Regions from separate parts of the Homo sapiens genome. Here regions 2, 3, 4 and 5 are each linked to region 1. A link is a contact called in ENCODE Hi-C or POLR2A ChIA-PET data. All regions are on one chromosome and are shown on one strand. The core of a region is the stretch at or near the end of the contact, and the rest is flanking DNA. Distances in the headings are between cores, read along the strand shown. Region 1 holds the start of EIF3M (eukaryotic translation initiation factor 3 subunit M). Region 2 holds the start of CAPRIN1 (cell cycle associated protein 1). Region 3 holds the start of LMO2 (LIM domain only 2). Region 4 holds the start of ABTB2 (ankyrin repeat and BTB domain containing 2). Region 5 holds the start of CD59 (CD59 molecule (CD59 blood group)).

What was found. Hi-C counts contacts between places; a loop is a spot of excess contacts on that map. ChIA-PET counts read pairs that join two places held with the same protein, here RNA polymerase II (POLR2A). Pooled maps may share reads with other maps.
Region 2: a map of ascending aorta shows a loop between it and region 1 (9-fold over the local background). The contact joins the promoter of CAPRIN1 here to the promoter of EIF3M in region 1. A Hi-C loop is called at or near these places in 3 of 168 maps with a recorded cell type or tissue (CD4-positive, alpha-beta T cell, CD8-positive, alpha-beta T cell and ascending aorta), 1 of 37 single-sample maps with no recorded cell type and 15 of 50 pooled maps.
Region 3: a loop to region 1 is called in a map of psoas muscle, with 25 times the contacts of the local background. The contact joins the promoter of LMO2 here to the promoter of EIF3M in region 1. A Hi-C loop is called at or near these places in 1 of 168 maps with a recorded cell type or tissue (psoas muscle) and 4 of 50 pooled maps. POLR2A ChIA-PET finds 5 or more read pairs at or near these places in 1 of 52 experiments (MCF 10A).
Region 4: a loop to region 1 is called in a map of CD4-positive, alpha-beta T cell, with 17 times the contacts of the local background. The contact joins the promoter of ABTB2 here to the promoter of EIF3M in region 1. A Hi-C loop is called at or near these places in 3 of 168 maps with a recorded cell type or tissue (CD4-positive, alpha-beta T cell, CD4-positive, alpha-beta memory T cell and CD8-positive, alpha-beta T cell) and 11 of 50 pooled maps. POLR2A ChIA-PET finds 5 or more read pairs at or near these places in 1 of 52 experiments (T-cell).
Region 5: a pooled map shows a loop between it and region 1 (7-fold over the local background). The contact joins the promoter of CD59 here to the promoter of EIF3M in region 1. A Hi-C loop is called at or near these places in 1 of 168 maps with a recorded cell type or tissue (CD4-positive, alpha-beta T cell) and 6 of 50 pooled maps. POLR2A ChIA-PET finds 5 or more read pairs at or near these places in 1 of 52 experiments (B cell).

What each region holds. Positions count from the first base shown.
Region 1 is chr11:32,582,540-32,585,564 of GRCh38, reverse strand. EIF3M (eukaryotic translation initiation factor 3 subunit M) reads right to left here and starts at 1,734. Exons shown (of 11, transcript NM_006360.6): 1 at 1,636-1,734. The coding sequence starts at 1,677. RefSeq lists enhancers at 1,579-1,728, 1,371-2,023 and a silencer at 1,889-1,948.
Region 2 is chr11:34,049,874-34,053,033 of GRCh38, reverse strand. CAPRIN1 (cell cycle associated protein 1) reads right to left here and starts at 1,303. Exons shown (of 19, transcript NM_005898.5): 1 at 1,163-1,303; 2 at 398-613. The coding sequence starts at 613. LOC101929918 (a long non-coding RNA gene) reads left to right here. Exons shown (of 3, transcript XR_931177.3): 1 at 1-715; 2 at 2,001-2,363. RefSeq lists an enhancer at 20-89 and silencers at 700-999, 1,040-1,589, 1,449-1,648.
Region 3 is chr11:33,890,810-33,893,898 of GRCh38, reverse strand. It overlaps LMO2 (LIM domain only 2), which reads left to right and starts at 1,823. Exons shown (of 6, transcript NM_005574.4): 1 at 1,823-2,104. RefSeq lists an enhancer at 2,258-2,367.
Region 4 is chr11:34,356,338-34,359,382 of GRCh38, reverse strand. It overlaps ABTB2 (ankyrin repeat and BTB domain containing 2), which reads left to right and starts at 1,373. Exons shown (of 17, transcript NM_145804.3): 1 at 1,373-2,682. The coding sequence starts at 1,800. RefSeq lists a silencer at 1,188-1,387 and an enhancer at 2,338-2,447.
Region 5 is chr11:33,734,562-33,737,779 of GRCh38, reverse strand. CD59 (CD59 molecule (CD59 blood group)) reads left to right here and starts at 1,357. Exons shown (of 4, transcript NM_000611.6): 1 at 1,357-1,398. RefSeq lists a silencer at 1,239-1,708.

The DNA.
Region 1 (3,025 bases), core at 485-2,984:
TTCTGTCATCCTCACTGCCACAAGTGGTTGTGGAAGCAGCATAAGCAAAGGAAAACAAAAAAAGATAAAGAATTCCATTTAACTCTAATCAAGCTGAGAATTTCACCAAAGTTAAACTAATCCTGAGCAATTTCATATTTCCCTGAAAGGACTGTCTACAGCGATACTGATGTTACAAGAACAGAAGCAGAGCCTGAGAAAAGACACTTTAAGATACGATCAATGACAAGAACTTCCTCCATTCACTTTGTATGTTAAAAAAAAAAAAATTCCAAACACTTTCTCAGTTAACCTAACAGCCAACTGTTGGTAACATGCTTCCATTTCTAATCAGGTATCTTTTTGTCTTTCATATCTTCCTATCTGTGCTTAACCTCCCCATCCTTGACCTTTTCTCCGCCTTTTGCATTTTCCCTTCTTACTTTGCTCTTCAGAGCATCGGAACTGCATTCCTACCATGGGGCGGGGGGAGGAGAGAGGGGGAACTCACTCCCGCAATTCTGTAAGTTGTCTTAGACAAGTAAACTTCCATGCGAAGTTTATGATATCCAATCATTTGGAAGTTACTTCCGTGTTAGTGGAGTAACAGAAATAAAACGACAAAGTTAGGACTTCACAGAAGAATTTTCAGCAATACAAAATTAACTTAAAGAATACGATGTCGTGTTCAACTCCTACCAAATAAGGTTAAACTTTTGTTATGGGGAAAATGAGAACCATCAGCCCTGTATACCAAAGAGCAAACGCCAAACGGGAAATTTAAAAATATCAGGATGGTCCATCAGGTGTATGCCTCACAGAATTTAAGAGCTGAACTGATACCATACTTCCGGGGTACAGAACAACTCTCACCCTCATACAAGTAGGAATAGAAAGCAAGTGTAAAATACGGGTCGTCTTCGCCTGTGATCGCACAGTAATACGGGCGTTTTGATCTTTTTTTTTTTTTTTTTTTTTGAGAGGGACTCTCGCTCTGTCGCCCAGGCTGGAGTGCAGTGGCGCGATCTTGGCTCACTGCAAACTCCGCCTCGCGGGTTCAAGCGATTCTCTTGCCTCAGCCTCGGCAGTAGCTGGGACTACAGGCGCGTGCCACCGCGCCCGGGTAATTTTTTTGTATTTTTAATAGAGACAGGGTTTCACCGTGTTAGCCAGGATGGTCTCGATCTCCTGACCTCGTGATCTGCCCGCCTCGGCGTCCCAAAGTGCTGGGATTAAAGGCGTGAGCCACCGCGCCCGGCCCGGCATTTTGATCTTTAGCACAAAATTACTTTTCCCTACCCTGCTTATGCTAACTACAGATTCACCACCTCCCACTCCGAATGTGGCTGCATTTGACGGACGGAAGCAGACATCATTCCTCATCAGTCTAAAAGTACTATGTCGTCAGAAATGAGTCCCGACGCCGACCAGGGAGCTGGCGGTGAAGCGTCGGGCCCCGCGCTGGGACCGCCGGCCGGCGAGCTGGTGCGAATCGAGGCCAGGAACGCGCGCCCCAGCCACCGGCCTCCCCATTCTCGCGTGTAGAACAGCTGCGGGTGTCAGCCCCGGCCGCCCGGCCCAGGCTCGGCAGCGGTCCCTTGCGCTACTAGGACATCCCCCACCCCACCGTGGCGGCACCCGTAGACCGAAGCACACCTGATCTTCTTCACTGATGTCGATGAAGGCCGGGACGCTCATGGTGCAGGCCCGGGCACAGCGGACACTCCACTCGCAAGACCACGCCGACCGGAAAAGGGAACTGGGCCGCGCGACGCTGCTGGCGCAACTGCTTCCGGGTCACCCTGAGCGGCGACCTGTTGGGGCGGGGCCTTGAGAGCCAATCCTATCGCGCGCTCTCGCCGCGGAATGCAGCAGGGCGTGGCAGACGCGCTCGGGCTGGCCTAGTGGGTGGGACTTACTGGGCCTCCACTCAGCGACGCTTGTCGCGGCCTCCAGTTTTCAGGCCCGTGTAGCTAACTGCATTGATGTTGCCTCCCGCTGGCGCCTCCCTAAGTCCACCTTCCCTTGAAATGTTAAGCTTGTTGGGTCTTACCAAGTATGGATGGGTTTGTGTAGACCTGAAACTCTCCTGTACTGCTGTTGGGAACATAAAATGGTGCAGTCACTTTGCAGAGGAGCGGCAGTTTCTGAAAAAGTTCAGTATCCACCCAGCATATGACCCAGCTATTCTTCTACCCAAACTGTATGTCCGTACAAAGACTTGTACAAGAATGTTCATTGCCGCTTTTAAAAAATAGCAGCTTTGGCTGGGCGCAGTGGATCTCACGCCTGTAATCCCAGCACTGTGGGAGGCCGAGGTGGGCGGATCACTTGGGGTCAGGAACTGGAGACCAGCCTGGGCAACATGGCAAAACCCCGTCTCTACTAAAAATACAAAAATTACCGGGGCATAGTGGTGCGCGCCTGTAATCCCAGCTACTCGGGAGGCTGAGGCAGGAGAATCACTTCAACCTGGGAGAAGGAGGTTGCAGTAAGCCCAGATCATGCCACTGCATTCCAGCCTGGGCGACAGAGCGAGACTCCGTCTCATAAAATAAATACACAATTCAGTAGTTTTTAGTATTTTCAGAGTTGCACAACCATCACTACTATTTAATTTTAGAACATTTTCATCACCTACAAAAGAAACTACCCATCAGCAATCACTCCCCAGACCCCCGGCCCCACCTCTCTCCAGCCCCTGGCAAACACTACATTTTGTCTCTATGAATTTGCCTTTTCTGGACATTTCATGTAAGTGGAATCACAAAATACACGGTGGCCTAAGTCAGACTTACTTCATTTAGCATAATGTTTTCAAGGTTCGTCCATGTATCCCTCCTATATTCCTATTTATTGCTTATAATATTGCATTGTTATGGATATACCACATTGTGTTGATTTGTTCATCAGTTGGTGGACACTTGGGTTGTCTCCATTTTTTGGCTATTATGAATAATGTTTCCATGAACGTTAGTGCACAAGATTTTGTGTGTACGTATATTTCTCTTAGGTATGTACCTATGAGAGGAATCAGTGGCTTATT
Region 2 (3,160 bases), core at 54-2,553, 1.5 Mb before region 1:
CGCAGGGACCTCTTCATTTTGGGCCCTCGTCAGAGAAATCGGGCCTCAGAGACGGAAAGAAGGGCACCATACAGTGAAGTCCTGACGACAGGCCCCCACCCTCACATGTCCCACTCCTAAAGGCCAAAAAGCCGGACCCACAGCGGAAGAGTAATAAAGAGGCCTGGGGTACAGTGCCGCGTCCGAGTCAGGTGACAAGTGCCTCTTCCAAGAGCCCGTTTTCTGGGCACGAAGCTCCCGCTGAACGTGGAGACGGGGCGTGTGGGCCAGGGGGTGGGAGGAGGGGACCTAGTAACGCTCCCGAGACGAAAAGAAGCGAAGGCTCCAGCGACCAGGGTCGGAGGGGCCGCAGAGCCCGGCCGCAGCCACCCCTCCCTTCCCCGCCAACTCCTGGCACCTTTTTCTTCTCCAGGTTCCGAAGTTTCTTGTCGATCACCCCGAGAATCTGCTTCATGGCCTCGGTCTGGACAGCGCCGGTGCCGGTTGCGGGGTGCTGAGAAGCCGGCGCGGCGGCCCCGGCTCCCGCGGCCGCCTCACTCCCGGAGGAACCCGACGGCGGTGGCGGTCCGGACGACTTGCTGCCGCTCCCGCTGTGGCTGGTGGCCGAGGGCATCTTCAGACCGCAAGGAGAGAGAAGAAAAAGCGGGAGGAAGGACAAGAGCGGCCAGTCAGGAGACGGACGGGGCGAGACGCGGGACAAAACGCGCAGCGAGCGGTAGCCTACGCGAGCGGGTGGGGGAGGGGGCGCGGCGCGCCTCGAGGGCAGGAAGAGTGCGCGGGCGCGCGCGCGACCCGCCAGCGGGGCGCCCGGCTGGGCCTCGCACCGCCCCCCGACCCGCCCCTCCCCCGCGGAGCCGCCGGCTCGGCCTACCAGCCCGGGGGCTCCGAGGCTCGCGCCGGAGGCGGGGCATCGCCGCGCCGGCCGCCAACGGCCACTGCAACGGTCCCTACCGGGGAGGGCCGGCTTTTGCCGGCTTCCGGAGAAGGGAGGAAAGAGAGAGGTCGGGGCTTGGGGGCAGAGAAGGGCATGGGAAATGACCGGGGTGGGGTGGGGGGACTTGGGGGCAAGCCCCTCGGAAGCTCCAGCGGGTCCGGAGATAAAGGACACCCGGGCGCAGCGGCCCTCTTCCCCTGCAGCGGCTCGGTCCCGGGTGGCGCTCACCGTGCGCGCGCGGAGGCCGCTGGAAATCACGAGTGGGCAGCTGAGGGGGCAAGGGTGGTGGTCCCTTCCGGGCAGTGTCGCGCGCTCCGTGGGCGCAGGCCGCTTCGCCCTGTCCCGCTGCACCGAGAGCCGCTCCTAGTGAGGCGAGAGCCGGGAGCGGGAGGGACTTAGCCAGCCAGCAGCCCTCTGGGTCGCGAGGGGCGGGAGAAGCGGAGAGCGGGGGCCTTCGCGGCCGCTCGGGCTGCCCGGCGCGAACGCCTGCCCGGAAGAGGCCGCCCGCTAGCTTCTCCGCCGTCCCCCGGCCCCGGCGCTGTGGGGCGCCTCCTGGACGCAGGTGGGGATGGCCCCGGCAAGGCCGAAGGAAAGGCCCCTTGAGTTTTGAGAGCAATCGACGCTAGGGTCCTTCAGGCGAAATCGTTTGACGCCCAAACGGGGACAATAGGTGTCAAGCAGCTGGCTCTGGAGCTGGCAACTGCCCCTTGAAGAGCCCTTATTTGGGGTGGGGGTGGGGGTTGGGGGGCAAAGGTTTCTGCAAGTAAGGGGTGCGTGGGGTGGGTGGTGCGATCCCAGCTTCTAGAATTCCTTCTGTATGCAGAGCGAGCAAACTCCATACCCCAAAACGTCTTTTGAAAAAAAGACAACTCGCCGCTTCCCCACCAAACAATCACCCAGTAACCTAGGAGTTCTCTGTAGAACGTGTCGGACACGGTCATGGTTGGTGGCTTTTTAAATCCTAAAGCTCTGGCCTCACAAAGAGTCTTCAGCTACCCTATGATGTTATACATCCAGTAGGCCTGAGTATTACGAATTATTAGACTTTTGTTTCCTTTTTTTTTAGGTTTACCTAACACTGTAAAGAGAACGTTCAATGAAATACAAAGAAAAAGATGATTTTTTTGCTCCAAGAGAATTATTCCAGCCTTGGGGTGGAGTGGGTGTGGACAGTGAGCAGAAAAACAAGAAACCAAGTTCTGGGAGGAAATAAAATGAATATAATCAGTGGAAAATTCAGCAACGCAATATTGTGTGACAACAGTAAATGACCAATTTATAATTTAAATTCTATGAAAAAGAGATTTAGAAGAGAGTTCTACCAAACCCACTGTTCCCTAGGGAATAAAATGAGTAACGCTGACTGGCAACAGTGCATCCTGAGGGAGCCTGGAGAAACAACAGCAGCCTCCGACCTCAAGATATCCTGGTTAGCTGCAAAGTCTGTTATATATTCATTCAAATATTTATTAAGCACCTTACTGTGTGCTGGGAACTCTTAAGTGCTAGGGATTATGAACAAAACATATTTACATGGAGCTTACAATCTAAGTAAGGGGAAGACAAGTAAATACATGTCAGATAGTGAAATGGTAGAGAAAAGAAAAAACGGTGGTCAGGGAAAGCCTTACTGACATTTGAGCTAGTACTGAAGGAAGTGAGGAAGAAGGCTAAGCAGCTACCTTGGAGGAGGAATTTTCCAGGTAGAGGAAACACCAAGTACTAAGATCTGAGACGGAGTGTGCTTTTTGGGTTCAAGGAACAGCACGGAAACCATAGTGGCAAGAGCAGAGAGTAGGAGATGAGGTCAAACATATTAAAGGGGGCTGGTCTTGTAGGGCCTGAAAGACCACGGTAAGGACTTTGGCTTTTGCTGCATTAGATGGGGAGTCATAGTTTCAAAATTTAGTCACCTAAACCATCCTTAGCACTACGCTGAGCAATTATGCCAGGCCTAGAGGCTAGAAACGGAGATGATAATCCTTTAGCTCCTTGCAACTCAAAGTTTATTCAGCCCAACCTCTCTCACTACCACTATCACTACTATCTTGGACTGCATAGCAGACTTAACTGAATCTACATTTTAACAAGATCTTCAGGAGATTTGTGTGTACATTAAAGTTTCAGAAATCACTGTTTTGTTCCTCGGAATTGACCAATGTCTAAAGTTTTATTGGGAGACATCCAATCCATCTATGCACATCCATTCTATGACTGCCTCTCTGC
Region 3 (3,089 bases), core at 574-3,073, 1.3 Mb before region 1:
AGAGTGAGTGGGCTGCTAAGACTGTTGCTTCATGGTTTCCCCTAAGCCCCAGAAATAGAAAGGCAGACTTCCGACTGGCAGAGCCCGTATGCTAACCACCAGACCACACTGCCAGATAAGAAAAATGTTCGATTGTGTCATACTTCCCTCATTGGCTCCAGTGTCTGAAAATGGCCCTGAATTTCAGAGAGTCTTACCATGACCCAGGGATTTAGAGAGGATCGAAGAGGGAGGACAAAGGAATCAGGCACCTTCTCTCTCTCTTTTCTGGGGTAAATTTATTTTCAACCACAAAAGTAAAGGAAAGAAAAAGTCACAACAGATGAGTTATGAGCTAACTTTCTGATTTGCACATGTAAGAGAAAGAAATGAACTGGATATCATTAGACATTGAGAAAGGGAGTCTGCAAGCTAGCAATGTATCTTCGGCCTTTTTGATTTACACGTGTTTATTTATGAGTACCTACTGTGTGCCAGGCATGATGCTTGGTGCTGCCAATTCAAAGAGAAATAAGACACCTCCTTGCAAAGTGAGAAGGCAGAACTAGATTCAGATTCACCTAGATTTCAACTCTTGTGCTCAGGCCACCACCACCACCATGGAAACAATTTTGCTTGACTCTCCCGGCGCAGCCGCGGCAGGCGTGTGTGTTGTCAGACACTGCAGGAAGAGTGATGGCCTGGGTGTTGACAGGCTCCTAATTGGAAGGTAGGAGGTGCCACCAGAGATCAGCTATAAAAGATATCTTTGGACTGGGGTGGGCTGCTAATGCTTGGAAGAGACTTGTGGGTGAGGCCCGGTGAGCTGTCACCTCGGAATTGGGCCTTGCCCAGCAGACAGACATGCATGCGGGGGAGGTAGCTGACAGACAGGGGCGCATGGGGAAGCAGCCATTCCAGAGAACTGCAACAGCAGATTGCAAACCAGGACTTCAGGACTCAGAGGGGGACAAGGAAAGGAGAGCCTATAGTGGCCCCAAAGCCCAGGGTCAGAGGCAGGGCCAGGAGAGCAGCTGACAAGAGCTTTATGGTAAGGACAAAAGAGAAGACAGCCGGAGTCTCCTTTTATTCAGCTCATAAAGACCCAACTTCTGTGCACTTATAACTGTTCAGACCCTGAGGGGTTCAAAAAAAGAACCGTGTTAGGAGAATTCAATATTTAATTAAGAGATGATCAGATCCGTGCACCGAAATTATTGCTGGGTAAGACAATACTGTGTGTGTTACATAGCATTGGAACTTAGGAAAGCTCTTTCCTTGTGTTGTTTAATTTAATCCACTCAACAACCCTGCAAAGTGGGTACCATTGTCCCTGTTTTTTATGAATGAGGGGGTGAGGTGCTGAGAAGCTGTGTACGTTATTTGAGTTTGTCTGGCTAGTCAGTGGCTGAGCCAAGTTCCAATCCAGGTCATGTGAGCCTCTGAACTTTCTGATAAAACCTGCAGACCCCCTTAACTGGGATAATATAGTCATGCATTAAGCAAGAAGGAGAAGTAAATACAGGCTGATGGTGTAGGGGAGAAATTCAAAGGGAGAAGGCCTAGGAGGGAGAGGGAGCTATGTGTGAACAGAACCAAAGATGGCCTCTGGGAATTGGAAGGTCTCTTGGAATTCGTCCAAACTGAGGATCACAAGTCTCCACATTCTGAGTAGGAGGATGAGGGTCTGAGTTAGGATTTGGGTCCTGCAGGGCTTGCTAAGGAATCCCCTGATGGCCTAGGATTCCACGCAGAGCACATCTGGTGTGAGAGAGCTCGCTGCAAGGGTGAAGGCTCCGCCCTATCAGATAGACAACCAGGCCACCAAGAGGCCCAGCCCTCCAAACCCTGGATTTGCAACATCCTCAAAGAACAGCAACGGGCCTTGAGCAGAATTGAGAAGGAAATACCCCCACCTGCCCTCAGCCGTTAAGTGGGCTTTGCTATTCACAAGGGCCTCTGGGTGTCCTGGCAGAGAGGGGAGATGGCACAGGCACCAGGTGCTAGGGTGCCAGGGCCTCCCGAGAAGGAACAGGTGCAAAGCAGGCAATTAGCCCAGAAGGTATCCGTGGGGCAGGCAGCCTAGATCTGATGGGGGAAGCCACCAGGATTACATCATCTGCTGGTGAGTAGGCTTCATTAATTCTCTGATGAATGGACGATTGCAAGGGAACTTTTTTCATCTTCAAGGAGCCAGAAGAAGTGGTGATTAAATTGGTCTTTTAAAATAAAAAGACTCCAAAGGGGTACAAGTCTTCAAGCTTCCCCTGTGGTGTTCCGGGCACTCTGGCTTCTCTTTCGGAGGGAGGAAGAGCATCTATTCATAGGCTGTGACTTGGAGAGGCCCCACGGTGAGTCAGGCGCTTGCTGTGTGAGCCGCTGGTTGCTAATGTCTTCGGGAACTGCTAATTTACCCATCTAATTTGTTCCTGTACACTGGCCACAAAGGGAGACCACTCAATTATTCTGATCCAAAAGAGAGGCTTGTGTTTACCATGATCTCCCCAGCAACTGTGTGAGTGTGTGTGCATGTGTGTGTGTGTGTGTGTGTGTGTGTGTGTGTGTGTGTGTGTTTGCCTAACAACCTTAGGCAATGACGAAGAGGTGGGGCTGCTGCCCTTGTTAGCATTTTCAAACACATTCCAGTTCTGAGTTGAGGGCAAAGATTGTAATGGGGTGCTTCAGAGAAGCCTTGGCTCCCAAGGAGGTTATAACTTCAAAGGGTGTTTTTGAAAAACCAAGGCGGATGAGGAAAGTGGCTACAAGTTCCTTCCATCACAGAGGATCAATGAAGGGGAACAAAGATTTGGGAGCATCTACTTTGTGCCAGGTACTGTGCTTGGGTTTTACACGTCTTCTCTTGTTGACTTTGCATAACTCCCCTTTGAAGCAGATATTACTCCAGGTTCTTGCCGTAATGTTTCAGCTTAAAGAAAACCAACCCATACTTCTTTAGGTTGCCCTGAAAAGGTGAATCTTCTGTGAAGCCTTTTCTGTCTTTATCTGTTAAAATTAATTAAGCTCTTGTTTGTGCTCCCAGAAAATCACTTTAGACCTTAGAAAGATGGCAGCCTCAGTTTTCTCATTTGTAATATAGGGGTACCCATAGG
Region 4 (3,045 bases), core at 124-2,623, 1.8 Mb before region 1:
CAAATAAAAAGCAGTTTCACCGGGGGTAAAGGCCATTAATTTAAGAAGGAAAGAGACAAACCAGACATTTCTAGTTCATATCCAACTCACGGCCCAAGGTCAGAACTGTGTAAAATGCAACACAAAGGAGCCATTCAGGAGTGGGGGAGGCTGACTTGGGGAGAGCGAATGCACAATCCCCGCCTTGAGCCTGCGGTTCCACTGGAGGGGGCACAGGTCCGTTTGCGCACGTGCGTGTGAGTAGCCACAGGGCAGCGGCGGGACATGCCTGCACCGGGCATGGGACTGCTGAACCAACAGCGCTCTGGCGGACCGTTTGGGACACCCGCCCGGAGGCAGGTTGGCACTGGCGCTGCCTGGAGGTCAGCCACTCATTGTACCCCGGAGGAACTGGGTCCCGCGGGGGCATACGGCTCGCCCACCGGCACGCGTTAGGAGGCGAACACCTGCATCCAGCTAGGTGTTCCGAGCTCAGCCCAGGGCGAGGGACTGCTCTGCCACCTTCTTCTCATTCTTCCTGTAAGAACACTGTCTATCTCGGACAAAAAGGACCCACCTGACAGCAAGTGGTATCGTCACACAGAGGTAACAGGGAAGTCACGGATCCTCTTGAGAATCTGACAAAAGTTGGTGCCCCTTCCCCATAGTGGCACTCAGAAAACTGCAGGTGAAACCACAAATGGGCGGAGGCACTCACAGGCTTCCTGGGGCCCGTCCATTGATCAGATACCAGGTTAAGAAATTCTGTCCTTATTGGAGCCTAGACGGCAGCGCAAAGGAACCAGACGGACTTGGAAAGAGAGGCAGGGACTCCCTCCTCCCTCCAAACACAGCCAGCGTTTCATCTCGGATTGCGGGAGGGGCCTGGCGGAAGGTGGAGGAGAGGTGGAGCGCCTGGATGGGGCCCTCCCCATTCTCCTGGCCCCAACCCCAGGACGCCTGGCTGCGGAGGGCTCGAAAGCGAGCAGCGAACGCCCAAAGCCTGGGTGGCGGGAAGGTGGCAGCGCCCTGTAGCTTTTCCTTTGCATTTTTCTTTAAATCGTGAGCTCCGGAGCTATCGTTTCGACCGCTGCTTTCCGGTCTCCACCTCCACCTCCCAGTTGGCTGGCTCGCCCTTCCCCCACCCCCCCATCCCCCCCATCCCCCCCCATCCCCACCCCCATCCCAGCCGCGTGCCCGACCCTCGGCCTCCAGCCCCGCCTCCTTCGCCGCGGGGTTTAACCCGAGGCAGAGTGAAATCTGCATAGTGACCGCCCCCTCGGAGATCATTGGTGCAGCCCCGCCCATCGCGGCCGGTGATTGGTAAGCCGCCCGGGGTTATTTGCATGTCGGACGCAGCCGGGTACCCAGCTGTGCTGCCGGCCGGCGCAGCGCAGAAGTTTGCAGAGCGCTTTCTCGCCGGCTGGTCCCGGACTCGCGCTGCGCCCTGCGCCCTGCGCCGCCGCCTCCTCCTTCTGCCGCCGCCGCCCTGTTCTCCCGGGATTCCTTCTCTGTGGAGGACTGACTCTCTGCTTGTGGGAATTAGAGGTGGACAAGGGGGAGTGCCGGGGGGTAGCGACGGGGTTCTTTCCAGTGGCAGCTGCGAGTCGGGACGCCGGGAGCGTGGGGCTCCTGCTGGCCACGGATCTCGGCCACCTTCCCGCGGCCTCCGGGCAGGCAATGCGGCCGCCGAGCCCCGCGACGCAGAGAGGAAGGAGGGTGGCCCGGAGGGCCTAGAGCTTGTTTCTGCCCACTTGGGAAAGAGGGCATGGAGTTGTGAGTGCCCCTCGCTCGGCGACGCCGCCCTCGGCAGGCTCCCCATGGCCGGGACGTACAGCTCGACTCTGAAGACGCTGGAGGACTTGACCTTGGACTCCGGGTATGGGGCCGGGGACTCGTGCCGCTCGCTCAGCCTCTCGTCCTCCAAGTCCAACTCGCAGGCGCTCAACTCTTCGGCGCAGCAGCACCGCGGGGCGGCCTGGTGGTGCTACTCCGGCTCCATGAACAGCCGCCACAACAGCTGGGACACGGTGAACACGGTGCTGCCCGAGGACCCCGAAGTGGCCGACCTCTTCTCGCGCTGTCCGCGGCTCCCCGAGCTGGAGGAGTTCCCCTGGACCGAAGGAGACGTGGCCCGGGTGCTCCGCAAAGGCGCTGGCGGCCGGCGGCTGCCCCAGTTCTCCGCCGAGGCGGTGAGGCGCCTGGCCGGGCTGCTCCGCAGGGCACTGATCCGCGTGGCCCGCGAGGCGCAGCGCCTGAGCGTGCTGCACGCCAAGTGCACCCGCTTTGAGGTGCAGAGCGCCGTGCGCCTGGTGCACAGCTGGGCGCTGGCCGAGAGCTGCGCGCTGGCAGCCGTCAAGGCGCTGTCCCTGTACAGCATGAGCGCCGGCGACGGGCTGCGCCGGGGCAAGTCCGCGCGCTGCGGCCTCACCTTCTCAGTGGGTCGCTTTTTCCGCTGGATGGTGGACACCCGAATCTCCGTGCGCATCCACGAGTACGCAGCCATCTCCCTCACCGCCTGCATGGAGAACCTGGTGGAGGAGATCCGGGCCAGGGTGATGGCCAGCCACAGCCCTGATGGCGGAGGGGCCGGAGGCGGGGAGGTGTCTGCTGAGGCCCTGGAGATGGTCATCAACAACGACGCCGAGCTCTGGGGCGTCTTGCAGCCCTATGAGCATCTCATCTGCGGCAAGAACGCCAATGGTAAGCGCGCGGGCCTCGGACTGGCAGACTGGGTAGGCAAGAAATCCCGCCCTGGGCTACTGGGGGAGTGAATTTCCTGAGACAAAGCTGGTGGCTGTGCCAGTTCTTTGGGAGAAAACGTTTGGTCTGAGGATAGGGTTCATTACATGGCACTTGCCAGAGATTGTTCTAAGGGTGTCTGACTTTTGGAGGGTAAACTTGTGAATGATCTCCATCCTGTTCTGCGTGGCATTGTTACTATCTGCGGGCTGTTCATTGATTGGGTGAGATTGAATCTCTTGACCAAGCCATTCCTGAACCTCTCTTGAAATGAAACTTACTGCCCCGTGGCTCTTTACCGTGATTGACTAGGTCTCTAGCTGC
Region 5 (3,218 bases), core at 108-2,607, 1.2 Mb before region 1:
CTCTTGGAGGAAGACTTGTACTTTTGGCCTGTAGCCCCACCCTCCCTCCTATGGCGTTCTTACAGTCAGTTCTGCAGTGAGTGGGACACTTTCCAAATATAATAGCAAATGGAAACTTCTAATTACATCTGCACATAAAACTAATGTTCCAAATGGTGGTTGCGGTTCTGGTGAGTGCTTATAATTTTTTGTTACCTCAGCATCCATTTTTGAATATGTTTAACTTTTAATAACAGAAGCAAGTCTCAGTCACCATTGACAGTTTCCAGTACTATACCCCACGCAAATGGCTCTAGCTGGTGGCCAGAGATAAACATGCAGTGATGTGATAACAGGGCACTACTGCAGCTTCAAACTCTGGTTCAAGTTCCTCCCACCTCTGCCTTTTCACCTGCTTGCTTTTAAATCCACCAGTTAGAGCTCTCCAGAGGAAACCTAACTGGATAAAGTTGCTGGCCCAAAGGTCCGTTCCTCCCTTCCCTCTCCCTGTTCTCCCTGATCTCCGTGTGTGTGTGTGTGTGTGTGTGTGTGTGTGTGTGTGTGTCCTCTAGGCAAGCTGTGTACCACCCAGGGTCCGTAAGTACTAAAAACTCTTAAACTTTCACACCGCTGTGTTATTGAAACCATGCCTACAATCCAGTCCCTGAGGCGAGGCCACCCTGAAGGGACAGACTCATGCAGGCGGATCCCCTGGTCTTGCTCTTCTGTCCCTGCCTCTGGTGGCTGCTGGGGAACAGTAGCTACCAGCTAAGTTGATAGAGACACTCGAAGAGGTTCATTCAAAACACTGGTCCCCGAGCAGCCCAGTAAGCTTTTAAACGCATAACATTTTGTTTGGGTCTCAAACAAGTCACAAGGCACGGATACGGATGCGGCTGTGGCTGATGGCTATTTGGATGCTGCCCAAGCCTCGCAGTAGGAAGCAGCTTCAGACTGCAGCAGGGCCGCATAGCCCGATAGCCAGGCCCTGGGGCACCCAGGGCACCAGCAAGACGCACAGAAACGTTTTGAAAAACATTTTAATATACTTAAAAAAAAAGTAAAAGGGAAAATCAGAAGTCTTTGGAAGTTTCCTACTGTTTTTATGTCCCATAGCAAATCCGAGGAGGACGCCCCAAACTTTCAGTTCCCTGGGGTTTTGAAGGTGCTCATTGGGTCCTGGCCACCCGGCCTTCTCAGAACCTGGGCCAGGAGGCTGAGCTCCGCGCGGGGGTGGAGGGAGAGGAGGAGGTTCCTGCCGAGGTGCGGCTGCGCGGTGCGGGAGCCGGGAGCCTGGGAGGGCAAGGGCATCCTGAGGGGCGGGGCCGGGGGGCGGAGCCTTGCGGGCTGGAGCGAAAGAATGCGGGGGCTGAGCGCAGAAGCGGCTCGAGGCTGGAAGAGGATCTTGGGCGCCGCCAGGTAAGAAGGCCCGAAGGCCTGCTGGGGTTTGGGTGAGCCGAGCCGAGGTGGCGGCGGCAGTCTGGGCCCGGGCGGAGGGTCTGTGGGGGCTACCCCCGTCCTCGCTTTCCACTCGACCCCTGCCGGGCGAGCCTCCCGAGGCCTGGCCCTTCCAACCCGTCACCGCGGCCCGGTGTCCTAGCCGAACGCTGGCTTCATTTTATCTACGAGGAAGGAGAAACGGGGAGCGCGCCCTCTCCCAGAAGCAGCCCCGTTACCCCCGTCGCGCCCCCCATTCCCTCGGGGGCAGCCTCGCACCCGGGCCCCTGCCATCGCTTTCGTCTCAAGGGAAGCTCTAGCGGTCCAGAGAAACTGCGCCGGGGGAAAGGCCAGCCCTCCGTGGTCACGGCAGTTCCTCTCTCCCCTCGCGGTCTAAATGTGTAATTTTGAAAAGCAGGTGTCGGGCGAAACGGACTTTTTTTTTTTTTTGAGATGGAGTTTCGCTGTTGCCCAGGCTGGAGTGCAGTGGCGCGATCTGGGTTCACCGCAACCTCCGTGTACCGGGTTCAAGCGATTCTCCTGCCACAGCCTCCTGAGTAGCTGGGATTACAGGCATGCGCCACCATGCCTGGCTAAATTTTGTATTTTTAGTAGAAACGGGGTTTTCCCATGTTGGTCAGGCTGATCTTGAATTCCTGACCTCGTGATCCGCCCGCCTCCGCCTCCCAAAGTGTTGGGATTACAGGTGTGAGCCACCGCGCCCGGCCGAAACGGACGTTTTAAGTACAACGTGATGTTTTGTTTTCTTGGGTCGGCTCGGGCCGCACCCTTCTTAGAGTCTGACTGCTGACTTTTCAAAAAACAACATTAACCCGGGAGGCTGAGGTAGCGGTGAGCCGAGATCGCGCCATTGCCCTACTGCCTGGGCAATAAGAGCGAGACTCCGCCTCAAAAACGAACAAAACCCACAAAGAACAAACAAAAAAAACCAACATTAAGCAGTGTGCCTTTTATGGCCGTTTAGTGATACCCAGGCTCTTCACTGGTCATTTCTGGAAGTATTTAACAGCACTTGATGGGTAAAACAATAGGCTTCACTTCACAGGGTGGTTGAGATGATTGACGGAAAGCGCTCAGCACAAACGCGGCGGCTGCTAATTATTTCAGGTACCCTGCGATCCCTGAGCAGTTGTTCAAGTTCTCCACTCCTGGCGGTTTACTCCCAGTTCCCTGAAGAAGGCACAGAGCCCCGAATGTTGAGGGAGATGGCAACGTTTGCCAAAATGTGGCTATTTACGTGGCAGTTTATGAAGGAGAGGCAGAAAGGGAGGCTGCCTCCCCTACAAGCCAAACAGTCCTAAAACTTGTGGCCTCTGTATTTTCACAGTGGAAACTAGAAACTGTTTGCTGAACTTAGCTGTAAGAAAAACATCCCATTAGCTGAGTGGCTTAGGAGATAAAAGCCTAAATAAAATGGATCTTAGGGTGAGAGAGTGGGGTGCCTAATGGCATTCATCTTTGACAGCTGCTGGTAGAAGCTCTTGAAAAGTAGAGCATGGAAAATTCTGGGCCACCTCTTTAAGAACCTCAGCCAAACCGCCACAGACATTGCCAAGCCCAGAAGTGCTTGAGGCTTTCTAAAGGCAAAGACTTCTTTTTACTTATGTCCTATATCTTAGGAAACATATTCACTAAACCTTGGTTTTGCATGTGTACTTAACACGGGAGGGGCCGTGAGTGCGGAGATAGGACTCTTTGGAGAGTTAGGGATTGGCATTCCGGAACAAACTGCAGGAAAGGCCCTTGTAGGGGAAGCTGCAGATTTGTTTGGTCCAAAGAGT